Linked DNA regions of Homo sapiens: all the other regions are linked to region 1. The links are chromatin contacts, found by Hi-C or POLR2A ChIA-PET in ENCODE. All regions are on one chromosome and are shown on one strand. The core of a region is the stretch at or near the end of the contact, and the rest is flanking DNA. Distances in the headings are between cores, read along the strand shown. Region 1 overlaps CERS6 (ceramide synthase 6). Region 2 overlaps CERS6 (ceramide synthase 6). Region 3 overlaps CERS6 (ceramide synthase 6). Region 4 overlaps LOC105373734 (a long non-coding RNA gene).

Region 1 (2,956 bases), core at 290-2,789:
CAGGTATCAAATGATATATATACAAGATTATTCACTGTTAACAGTCTTTGTATAGGAAGATACTAGAAACAACCTAAGTATCCTTTAGTGGGAGATTAATTGAATAAGTGAAATACTAAGCAACTGATATATAGCATGTGGCACATGTCTGTGTGCACCAACATGGGATAATCCTCAAGATACATAAAGAGTGAAAAGAACCCAGTTCAGAACAGCATCTATTGTGTTGCATGCAAGGTTGCAGTGGGGACCAAATAAAGCATGTGTGCATGTGCTTGTAACTGCAAAGGACACAAATAAATAGTGGTTATCCCCAGGGAGATCACCTGGGTAGTTGGGAGACAGGGTGGGGATGGAGACTTAAGTTTTGGGGAATACCTTTTTGTACCTGTTGAATTTTGTAGCAGACAAATGTACATAAATAACCACTGTACCAGATAGGTGCACAAGGGCAAAGTCAAAATGGAAACAATCATGCCCCCCCTGAAAGGAGAATGAGACAGATATGACACTATATGTGAAAATACACTGGAAACTAGAAAGGAGCATGCACACATGAGTCATCACTACCTTGGGGAAATAACTGCCATTTAATTTTCTCACTTTCAAGTTTCAGTGCTCTTTACACTATTGTCCAAATGCAAAAATACTGCTAGATGCCCCAACCACGTTCAAGACTTACAAGGATTGGCCCTTCACCCTCCTGGGAAGTTTTGTTTGTTTGTTTTGTTGTCTTTGTCATTTAGTTGTCTTAACAGGTTTGCGTTTGCTTCTCCACCTAGACTTTGAAGCAAAGATGGAACCAAGTGGACCTGAGAGACAGGGACAGTCTGAAAGCAGAAAACTGCATTGTGCATTTTTACAACTCCGACCAGTCTTTCTGATCCCTGTTAAGCACCCAAAAATTTAAACCTCAGGTGACTATTGTTTTGACTTTAAATAAAACACTTTACTTTTGACTGAATGTTGCACAGGTTCAGCGGAGAATGGTAGAATAGAAAGGAGTTAAATTTTTTAACATACTCCTCACCGCTTCCATCGCTCTATCAATAAACTGCTATTAATGACTTTGACTAGGTACAATTCACAATCATGAGAGTCAGACTATCACAAGTATAAAGCTATGTTTCTTGGTTAATATGTTCCCAATGAGGACAATTTTGTTCATGGGAGTTCAGCCATCCCATGGGCCAAACTATGTGTCAAAGCAAAGGACTGCAATATTCTACCCTGCATGGCAGATGCACCTGACAGCAATAACTTAAACATACCCTCAGAATGACCCTATGGTCTAAAAAGAATGTGTGTTCAAGGTTCCAAGCTAAGGAATCCAGGAGTAGCCAACCCAGAGATTCATTCCTTATCTATAAGGAACATCTGAACCCCTGGCCCACCCCACAGAATGCAAGCCATACAGGGAATCAAAGCCCTTTGTGTTGGGTTAAATGAAGATTGCCAGGTGGAGGTCACTAGGGGGAGAATGCTAAGTGAAAAAGCTATCGATATTCCATGCTTTTAACAAAGGGTAGTGGTTCTCCTGTCCAGCCTGCCACCACTGGAACACCCTGTATATAAGTCCCCTCAATCAACTCTATGACTCGTTCGCTGGCTCTGGGTCTCTTCTTCGGTCTCTTGAACATGGTGTCATCCCTAGTGAAGTCGATAGGGGGCCAGCAGGACACACTCAGCTCACTGGAAAGGGCTGACAAAGACCCATTTATTTTTTCCTTTGAAGATATTGAGAAACTGTTATTTATTTAACAAGCATTTACAGTGTTAGATATATGTTTTAATTTAAATACTAATTTATTTGATCCTCATCATAACCCAAAGAGATACACACCATTTTTATCCTCATTTCACAGATGATGAAACTGAAGCACAGAAAGGTTAACTAACTAGCCCAAAGTCGAAGAGCTAATAAACACGGAAGCTGAGGCAGTCTGAGTCCAGAGTTCGGGCTCTTAACCACTGCACTCTATAAAAGGCACAGAGCTAAGCACTGGGAATCTACCAGGGAGCAAGACAGACCCCATCTCTGTCCTCTCTGGATCTTACCTGCTAGCCAGGAAGGACTGGTAAAGAGCAGACCATATTAACAATGTAATTACAATTGCCAAAATGCCACAGTGGAAAAGTGATGGGGCAGCTGCACAAACACAAGGGTGAAGGACAAGAGAAACATTCCCTGAGCCCTCGACGATTCCTCCTACAACACTGGAAAATAACGAATAATATTCCATTGTAGAAAGGAGGCTCTTCTGGCTTAGCAAGAAGAGGTGAAAGACAGAGGCAGAATTCATCCTTAGTCTGTGCAGTCTTGACACCAGTCTGGCTGTTAGAAAAAACTTTCTCCTAGATCGCTTCCACCTGTCATCATTGTCATCTTTTTGCATTATATGTTATATATAATATATTGATATATTAATGTATATTATATTAATATATTACATTAATCTGTATGTTACATTATGAAAGGTTTAGGTATTTGTATTTATGTGGGTGTCTCACCAAATGCAGGAACCTGGTCTTATCACTTTGACAATAACCACCTAATACCAAGTACTCACCCACAATAAGACTGTAATACACATGTGGGTTATTGGTGTTCAGCTAAAATTGATTCCTATCATGGTTGATCTGAAGGCCATATTACATTGTTAATATGGTCTGCTCTTTACCAGTCCTTCCTGGCTAGCAGGTAAGATCCAGAGAGGACAGAGATGGGGTCTGTCTTGCTCCCTGGTAGATTCCCAGTGCTTAGCTCTGTGCCTTTTATAGAGCGCAGTGGTTAAGAGCCTGAACTCTGGACTCAGACTGCCTCAGCTTCCGTGTTTATTAGCTCTTCAACCCTGGGCTAGTTAGTTGATCTGCCCTACCTTGGTAGCTGAGGAGTTAAAAGAGTGAGTAGACAGGAGGCAGAAGAATAAACATACATCTCATGACTTCATTCCAA
Region 2 (2,956 bases), core at 177-2,676, 190 kb before region 1:
CAGCAGAGGCCAGCAGACGCCATTAAAGATTTATAAAAGAACATGCCAGCTCAGAGCTTCACCAACTGTTAAAATGCAGGCTGAGGTCTGGGCTTGGGGATGAAATTCTGCATCTCTAAAGCTCCCAGTTGATACTCATGCTATTAGGCCACGGACCACACTTTGCAAGTAGTAAGGTACTAGGGAAAAGTAAGAAGGCTGATTCCATCTTTTTGGTATTTACCATGTATCAGGCAGCTTGCTAAATACTTTGTTAAGATATTTCACAATTCAATATAGATAAATGAATTAATGAATTATTTCTAATCTTTGCGAGAATCATTTGAAGCAGAAGAACCACTGCTAGTAAAGCAATAGCTAAAGATAAGCTTCTCATCCAGCCTCCTTGGCTAGTACAATTCTGGTGGGAAGCTCTGGTGGAAGCAAAGTTTGTGTGTGTCACTTGGGGACGGTGCCCCTAAAAGGTCAGTGTGAATGAGTTCCTCTCACCCTTTCTCCATTCCTATTGAAGGGAGATAATGAAAACTGAAGCAGTCACCACTGGCCCTGAAATGGAAGTTTCTATGGAGTCTGGTATCAGAAGTCTCCCACCAGCCCTGATCTGCTTCCCTCTGGATTGTATGTATGAGATAAATAAATTCCTATCATTTCTCTCATATCTAAGCTAGTGTGTTTTGCTTTACTTTTATATACAGTAGCTTAGCCTGTATTCTAATATTAATACATGCATCAAGGTAAGTATCAATTATTTTGTAGACAGTCTCAGAGAGGAACCGTAATTAATTAAAGGCTACACAGCTGATAAGTAGAGAAAGTGGAAATCAAACCTAGGCCAGCTGGGCTCTTCCACTGTGCCTTCCGCTGGGTACTCTGGGTGACGAAGAATGAGTAATGAAAGAAAAACATCACAGGCATTTGGAATAGATTCCCCCAAATGAGCTATTACCTAGAAACACTGAATTTTAGGTTTAGAAAGGACCTCCAAATCCTGTAATCTACAGAACAATCCACAGGTCCAGATGGGTAACCAGTTCTTACTGTTACATAACTCAATGATTATCTCACTGACAAGATCCCTTAGGCTTCCTTCCTTAATTTTTTTTTTTTTTTGCCTTGGTTAACAGAAATTGCGTCTTTTTATTTATTCATTTATTTATTTTTTGCATCTGCCCTAATCACTAACATGACTGTATTTGAAGATAAGGCCTTTGGAAGGTAATTAACATAAAACGAGGTCATAAGGTTAGAGTCTTAAACCAATAGGGTTGGTGGCGTTACAAGGAGAGGAAGAGGAAGAGAGAGATTTCTCCCTCTCCACGCGCGTGCTCAGAGGGAAGACCAAGTGAAGACCGCAGTGAGAAGGTTGCTCTCTGCATACTAGGAAGAGTGCCCTCACTAGACGCCAATCCTTACCAGACCTTATCTGCAACTTCCAGCCTCCAGAACGATGAGAAATTTCCGTTGCTCAAGCCATCTAGTATGCGGTATTTTGTTACAGCAGTCTGAGCTGACTAACAGCATCATAAGAGAACTCCTCATAAATGGTGCTTATTAGCTATTAAATTACACGTCAACTAATTTCAATTTAAGAAGACTTATAAAATGTCTGAATAACACTAAGACAGGCCATATCACAGTGGATGAGAAATTACCTCTAACTCTCTCAATCTAAGCCACAATGTATAACGGGATTTTTCATTAGCTTATGTGCCTCTTCTCCCAGAGGCATCAATTGAGACATAACTCAGCAGCAAGCATATCCATCAGTAACATTCCCTTGGGAGGCATCTGTGGCTGTTCTTACCCTGAGCAAACCTGATCCTGGCACCAGGATAGGAGCCAGAAGCGCTGGTGCAAGTCAAGCCTTCATCGACATTTTGACCACACACGTAAGAATCGAGTGCAATTTATTCTATGATTTTTTTTTAAGAGAAGGGTAAAGAAGCATCTTTAAGTGTCAGTAAATCTGCTCTTTCATCCAGTATCTTCTTTTATTGGCTGCATTACAGAGGTTTCATTGTCAACAGAAGTCAGAAAAACAGATAAGGTCTGATACTTTACTTTACCATCTGCAATTATCATGTTAGTGAAAGCCTAAAGAGATAGCGATTTTGAAGCAAGGACCAGAGAAAAGGATATCTGATTAACCAGGCAAGTGGTCAATGGTTAAATAGAAACATAAATCACATACATACATACATGTGCTTTTCTCCCTCCAAGAACCAGTAGGCATCTGCAGCTGAATAAACAGTAGTTTCTTTGAATTAATAACTATTTTGATTTAAGAAAAGAACAAGAATCATAAAACATATTAAACACATTTTGTTGCCTCATCAAAGATGTAAAAGGTGTGTGGGTATTTACTCGAAATCAGCATCTTGAGGCAAATTTCATCTTTTGCTATTTCCGTGAAAACTCTTACCTAGCTTTCACAAAGCCCAGCTGATGCAACTAGGAGTCAAGGAATATAGTCTAACAGACATTTGTTCTCTATGTAGTTGGATTATGTTTAAAAATACCAAAAACCTAGATTCTTAAACTACTTTGACACTACTTTCACTAAAACTACTCTGAGAAAACACTCACTGAGTTATATTTAAACCTTATGCCTTTTGCTTACATTGAGGATTTACTCTAAGAAAAAAAACATAAGAAAAATGCTTCCATGAATTTATACTGGAAACGTTTACCCTAAGTCCAATGTCTAAGTTCCACAGGACATTTTTGCTTCAAAATTTAGTCCAAGGCAGGAGGAAATACTTCCTTTCTGTTAATGCTTAGCATGTTTCTTTGTGCCAAGTGATAATTATGTTTCCCCATTGTTATTAATACTTTTCCACCCTGGTTTTGAGAAGCTGAGATCTAATTGTAAAGCTCAGTCATAGCAAGTGTGATCTGTGATTGCCTCTCAACATCTTTGCTTATTTCTCTTTTCATGTGTAATTTTAAATGTTCA
Region 3 (2,956 bases), core at 228-2,727, 140 kb before region 1:
CAAGAGAGATTAAGAGGCTTGCGTAAAGGTCACAAAGCTGATTAATGGCAGAATTCAATAACCCAGGCGTTCTGACGGCCTCTACAGGGCCTCACAGTCACATTATCCTTGGTTTCTCACTGGCCTTGGAATGCCCTCTCAGATAGAATGCCAGCCACAAGCCAACACAGAAGGAAAATGAGGTAGGGTAAATGAAAGGGACGAGGAGAATCAGAACATATGCAAGAGGGTAGATGTAGGTAGAAGAGGGAAAGGAAGATGCAATAAGCAGCAGCACTGAAGAATTTCCTTTCGTTATTCAAGATCTTTTTGTTGCAGATGTTTACCTATTTGTAAGCATCGAAGCACAGCCAGGACAACGGGTCTTACGGAGTAGGAGGCAGCAACAGAACAGTATTTTTTATGTGAAGGGATGACAATGGACTTACACAAATAATTCCCAGCAGAGACCACCTCTCTTTTCCCATCTTACAGATGAGAAAAATGAGCTTTCAGAGAGCAAAGGTTCCATTAAGTATAATGAGCAGGGTCAAGACTGAAATCTCAATCTTGACTTCCAACTTATCATTCTATACTGATGTGACTTTTAGTTTTCATTAGTAAGGTAAATTTACTAATAAAAAGTTACTTAAACTGCTAGCTTTTTAAAACTTATCTAAGTTGTTGTTGTTGTTATTGTTTTTAACCTAGACAGTCCAAAGACAGCAAAACAGGCTTCCAGTTTTGCTTCGGGCAAGTCAATTCATCTTTCTGAAATTGGTTTTTGTTTTCTGAAATGGGAAATTTGGGATAGGTGATCTTTAGGGTCCCTTCCCAATGTTAGTATTATATATCATGTGCACTTCTTATAGAAGTATTTCATGGGGGTCATTTTCATTAAAACCAAATTTAAAGCCTCCTTAAACAGCAACATAGTCCAAGCAATTTTAAGATTTTTAAAATGACACAGAGAACAAAATCTTAAATGGACTCATATTCTAATGGCTAGACAAATTCTATTTTCAGTCTCAAAATAGGCAAAAAAAATTACAATCTTGTTCCCATTTCAGAAAGATTCCGAACTAAGCAATAAACAAAAGAGAACATCTCAAAGTATGAAACCAGGGAACACTTCGTGGCTTTGTGTGTTGAATTTGAGAACACCGCATGAAGAATGAAAGGCTGCACCTTAGTTAAGGTTGGATTCAGAAAGTCTAAGGGAGTGGGCAAAGGACTCAGTCTGACGGGGCACTCTCAACCACAAGTTTTCACCCAGCAGTTAGTCATGAAGTCAATGTAATGGGGCAACCTTCATGTTTTAAAAATGTAATAAAATAGGTTATAATAAGATTTATCAGAGTACATTTCAGAATGCAGCAATATGAGACAATTGGGCTAGTTATTGAGATACTGCTGCCGGTCTCAGAGCAGAGACTGTGCAAGCCGCACTTCTGCTGGCTTTAAGGAGCTGGTGCCTTGCCAAGTTTAGCTTCTTAGAAGCACTTGAGGAAGGCTGGAAGGCTGCAAGAGGAAGATGGGACTTGCTCCTTTCTGTTTTGCTTCTAGTTCTTGTCATCACGTTCATCCCCTGCCTCCACACCCACCCAGCAGTGCATCTTCACTCCAGCAGTAGCAGTTCATTCCAGCAGCAGCAGCTGGTTCCAATTTGTAGTTTTTCCACATTCCCAGAGCCAAGCCCCTCATGCTCCCTCAGGGACACCAGCTGGTCAGTGTCCCCTTGTCAGAAGTCTTCTCTGGCTCCATGGCTCTTCCTTTGAGCCTCTATGTTCTGTAATCCCCTTGTCCTCACAGTGGCAGTGCCTTCCTGCTATTACTACCTCCACTATACCTCAGTGGGGTGCTAATGGGTGAGGCCCAGTCCTTGAAATGTCTGTTACAAGTCCACAACAACATAAGGAGCTTACACTCGAGGTAAATTAACTGGATCACTAAGCACACTGTTTTCAGCTAACTTTTCTTCATAGATAGACTTTTTCAAAAATCAGGAGGAGCTGCTTTACATTCAGGTGCAAGCTTCTTATCTCATTGCAGACTGGTAGTAAACAGTAGATCAATTTACTTTGAGCAACACAGGCTTGATGGTTCCCTCTGGTTAATGATTCTTTATATTACAGTCACTCCTAAAATTAACTTCTGGGGTTTCTATCTCCTATGGACCCCTGACTGATATTGAAATTAGACATAGGTATATCTTGAGTAACTTTTCTTTTACATACATGCGTGTGTGCGAAATGAATTGTGATACAAAATGTACCACATGTGTCGGGTGTGGTGGCTCACACCTATAATCCCAGCACTTTGGGAGGCCGAGGCAGGCAGATCACCTGAGGTCAGGAGTTCGAGACCAGCCTGGCCAACATGGTGAAATCCCATCTGTACTAAAAATATAAAAATTAGCCTGTCATGGTGGCACAGGCATATAATCCCAGCTACTTGGGAGGCTGAGGCACAAGAATCGTTTGAACCCAGGAGGGGTAGGTTGCAGTGGGCCAAGATTGCACCACTACACTCCAGCCTGGGCGGCAGAGCGAGACTCCATCTCAAAAAACAAACAAACAAACAAACAAAAACCCCACATGATCAGACATGTAGTTTATAAGAAAAAATAGAACCTAGGAAAATGTGTTAATTTGTATGTGTACACTGTCTGCTAGGACTTCAGAGCACCTTAAGTATTTCTAGGTCTTCTTTAACAAAAGTATTTGACTCTGCTAATTATAAGTATGAGCAGACTCTCTTATATACAGCAATTATAGAATAAGATTATATTGTCAGGCTTACTTTCAACTGCTTAAATATTTCCTACCAACACAGCAGTAACTTTACTGAATAGTTCACTAACATGTCTGTAAGGTTGTTCTGTAGTGTCTACTTCCCTATTTTTTAGGGTAGAATAGGTGCTTATTAAACCACCATAGAAAATGAGACACAACAGGCTCATTTGACCTAAAGACAG
Region 4 (2,956 bases), core at 268-2,767, 150 kb after region 1:
CCTATTAAGTCTTAAATACATATACTGTGGGGCAGGTCAAACATTCCCTTAAATTCTTTCAGCTTCAGAATTATTTAATGTGACAGTCGCCATGATGGCATAATAGAGCCACCCAATACCCACGCTGACTGGACCTCACCATTCCGCAGCTCTCTTTAGCAGCTTCCTTTAATAGCTTAAATCTACCCCTCAGGAACTCCCAACTTCCCTTTAAATGTGATTAAATTTTGTATTTAATTGTTTAATTATTTTTAAACTAATTTCTGCCTCTAGGTGTATGGTCAACTAAACAATCCAAAAACCATGTAGCTCCACAATAATCAGAAATTCTGGATCCAGTAAAACAAGTCTCCTTTAAGACATGGCTGAATGCTGGAAGAAAGTAAAGAAAGTTCCTGGAGTCAAAGATGAAGTGAGAAGGAAAAATCAGAGCAGTGAGTACGTGCATGTATGCTAGAGCCACTCAGGGTGGGAGTTGCCTGGCTTGGCCACCTAGAGGCTTGGATTAGAATGCTCAGGCCAGGGCAGAATGTGAGGCCTGGAGATACAGAATGCTGGGTGTTGGAACTGCAACCCCTGCAGAAATCCTGGTCTTCAGAAGGGCTATACTCAGAGTGAGGGAATGAATCAGGAAATGCACCCATCGGCTCAGGGAGACAATAAAGGTGATTTTCTATCTCAGTGGTCTGGGCTCTAGGGGAAAAGTTTCCCTTGAGAGTTTGTAATCATGGGTCTGTCATTCCATTGGTTCTGAAAACCTCTAAACTGAGAAATAAACATAAACTGAGGTGGGGGCAGTAATTCCCCTTGGGCAACTAACAGAAACAAGGGCAAAACCTTCCTGATCTAGAGGATTAGGGTTGTCCAGGCCCCTCGGGATTCCCTCCAGCCGTTCCTGCATTTCAAGATGCATGCTCTTAAGCTCTTATTCTCATACTTTTCAGTTCCAATGACCACAACTCTTTCAACAAATTTTTATAGGAGTTTCCAGAAACTTCATCCCGCTCATTTTTTTCTGTGTTCTAACATGTCATGTTTCATTTAAAATGTATCCTTTTCCTCCAGTTCAGACCTAAAGGTAATACACCAGAAATTGTCTAATGTGTGGTATAAAATAGGACCATGATAAAAAAAAACCAAAGTAATAAAAAATTATATTACTGTAATAATTTATTAACGTCATATCACTATAATAAAACTTTTATTATAATAACAACTACAGTTGATATGTCTTATGTGCCAAATACTATGTACTAGACATGCACACTCCTTTTTAATCCTGAGGAAATCCTGGGATAGGTTCTAACACTACCCTCCTTCTACACATGAGGAGAAAGAGGCTTAGTAACTTACCCAGGGTAAAGGAGCTGGGAAGTGGTCACAGAGCTGGCAATGTGTTATCACCAAAGCCAGGATTGAAACCCAGCCCTATCTACCTTCAATGCCCTTGCTTTAAGCCACGAATCCTCCATCTCTCTTAATACTAGTCCTGGTAGGGCTAGTTCCCTTGTTAGTGACTATCACGCGCTTGAAAGTGTTTGAAGCGACCTAATATTCCTAGGATCCTTACTTCTATAAACATTTAAATCACAGTTATTTTTCCCAAAGATAGATTGTCATGGGAGAGGGGAACAAAGACTAATGAGGAAGGCACAGGCAGGAAGCGGGCAGAGGACCAGAAACAAAAGCAAAGATAGGAGTGGGTGGGGACACGGGAAATTTCTTTTGCTTACTTCACAAGCTTACAGCCGACCTGGCCTGGCAGGTGACAAGGTGCCTCTGGATGACACAGCCAGGGATTCTTCTAGGCCAGTTGCTTTTGATTTCTTACATTTTTTTGAAGGTAATACTAGATTTCTGAAACGGCTCTCACCGACGCGCCTTTGTTTCTCCTGGAGCCACGGCTCCTCAGCAGAGGACATTTGTGTTTGGGAAGCCTGCCCCCTCCTGGATTAGTGAAATCTTACAGGCCAGGTTTCCAAGCTCTCCAAAATTAGATCTAGTGTGTGAAAATGTTTAAACTGTCGTTCAGAGATTTGAGGAAAACAAATAATTTCTTTCATATGATTTCCCTGAGATTTTTGGATTCTTCTCATATAAATCTTTAGGTGTATTTTATGGATTTTGAAATAATACCCACCTAAAAATCCTGAAAAAATGTTTTAAGGACCCAAAGAGATAATAATAACAGCAATAATGGTAAACATTATATTCAGTGATTTCTATGTGCCAGCACTGTGCAAAGTACCCTGTGAATAATGCCAGTTGCAGCACTCACCACCACCCCAAGAGACAGGTTCTCTGCATTATTACCCCCCACCTTACAGAAAGCCTCAAAGCAGCAGTCCCCAACTTTTTTTGGCACGAGGGACCATCTTTGTGGAAGACAATTTTTCCACAGACCAGGCAGGGGGTCGGGGTGGGAGTGGTTTCAGGATGAAACTGTTCCACCTCAGATCATCAGGCATTAGATTCTCATAAGGAGTGTGCAACCTAGATCCCTCGCATGCACAGTTCACAATAGGGTTCACGCTCCTATGAGAATCTAATGTCACTTGCTGATCTGACAGGAGGCAGAGCTCAGAGGCAGTAATGCTCATTCTCACCAGCCGCTCACCTACTGCTGTACAATCCCATTCCTAACAGGCCACAGACTGGTACAGGTCCGCAACCATGGGGACCCCTGCAAACTGGAGATCTTCTCTACCACCACCCTCACACACCCAACCACCCGTAGGTTGGGAGCCCCTGAAATTCTTGAACTGTCATGCCATCCTATTGACCACACTTGATTGAATCAGAAATAATCAACCAAGCTGAGTTACTTGGACACTTTCTCCTGGGAATTTGGAAGCAGAATGAAAATAGCCATCAGTCTAGGCTTGTCACTTGAATGGAGGTCATCAAACATCAGGAGCCCACTGTGGAAGAGCATGTGCTGCCACGTGCATGGAGA

What was found. A loop is a pair of places that touch in the nucleus more often than their neighbours do. ChIA-PET counts read pairs that join two places held with the same protein, here RNA polymerase II (POLR2A). Pooled maps may share reads with other maps.
Region 2: a map of K562 shows a loop between it and region 1 (2.5-fold over the local background). The contact joins two enhancer-like sites. A Hi-C loop is called at or near these places in 1 of 168 maps with a recorded cell type or tissue (K562), 1 of 37 single-sample maps with no recorded cell type and 9 of 50 pooled maps. POLR2A ChIA-PET finds 5 or more read pairs at or near these places in 4 of 52 experiments (GM12878, activated CD4-positive, alpha-beta T cell, activated CD4-positive, alpha-beta memory T cell and 1 more).
Region 3: a loop to region 1 is called in a pooled map, with 3 times the contacts of the local background. The contact joins two enhancer-like sites. A Hi-C loop is called at or near these places in 14 of 37 single-sample maps with no recorded cell type and 5 of 50 pooled maps.
Region 4: a loop to region 1 is called in a map of HepG2, with 8 times the contacts of the local background. The contact joins two enhancer-like sites. A Hi-C loop is called at or near these places in 5 of 168 maps with a recorded cell type or tissue (Caco-2, GM12878, HepG2 and 2 more), 34 of 37 single-sample maps with no recorded cell type and 16 of 50 pooled maps. POLR2A ChIA-PET finds 5 or more read pairs at or near these places in 3 of 52 experiments (H1, activated naive CD4-positive, alpha-beta T cell and naive thymus-derived CD4-positive, alpha-beta T cell).

The regions. Positions count from the first base shown.
Region 1 is chr2:168,493,319-168,496,274 of GRCh38, reverse strand. The region is part of intron 1 of CERS6 (ceramide synthase 6); the gene reads right to left. Among named protein-coding and RNA genes, the nearest start is that of CERS6, 39 kb to the right of the region's middle. Within about 2 kb of position 1,539, at least 3 of the 41 ENCODE cell types and tissues checked have a DNase peak (open chromatin) inside an H3K27ac peak, as active enhancers do.
Region 2 is chr2:168,684,606-168,687,561 of GRCh38, reverse strand. All of the region lies in intron 4 of CERS6 (ceramide synthase 6), which reads right to left. Among named protein-coding and RNA genes, the nearest start is that of CERS6-AS1, 100 kb to the left of the region's middle. Within about 2 kb of position 1,426, at least 2 of the 41 ENCODE cell types and tissues checked have a DNase peak (open chromatin) inside an H3K27ac peak, as active enhancers do.
Region 3 is chr2:168,634,017-168,636,972 of GRCh38, reverse strand. All of the region lies in intron 4 of CERS6 (ceramide synthase 6), which reads right to left. Among named protein-coding and RNA genes, the nearest start is that of MIR4774, 53 kb to the right of the region's middle. RefSeq lists an enhancer at 1,428-1,557. Within about 2 kb of position 1,477, at least 13 of the 41 ENCODE cell types and tissues checked have a DNase peak (open chromatin) inside an H3K27ac peak, as active enhancers do.
Region 4 is chr2:168,345,800-168,348,755 of GRCh38, reverse strand. It overlaps LOC105373734 (a long non-coding RNA gene), which reads left to right. Exons shown (of 6, transcript XR_923559.3): 4 at 274-438. Among named protein-coding and RNA genes, the nearest start is that of STK39, 100 kb to the right of the region's middle. Within about 2 kb of position 1,517, at least 2 of the 41 ENCODE cell types and tissues checked have a DNase peak (open chromatin) inside an H3K27ac peak, as active enhancers do.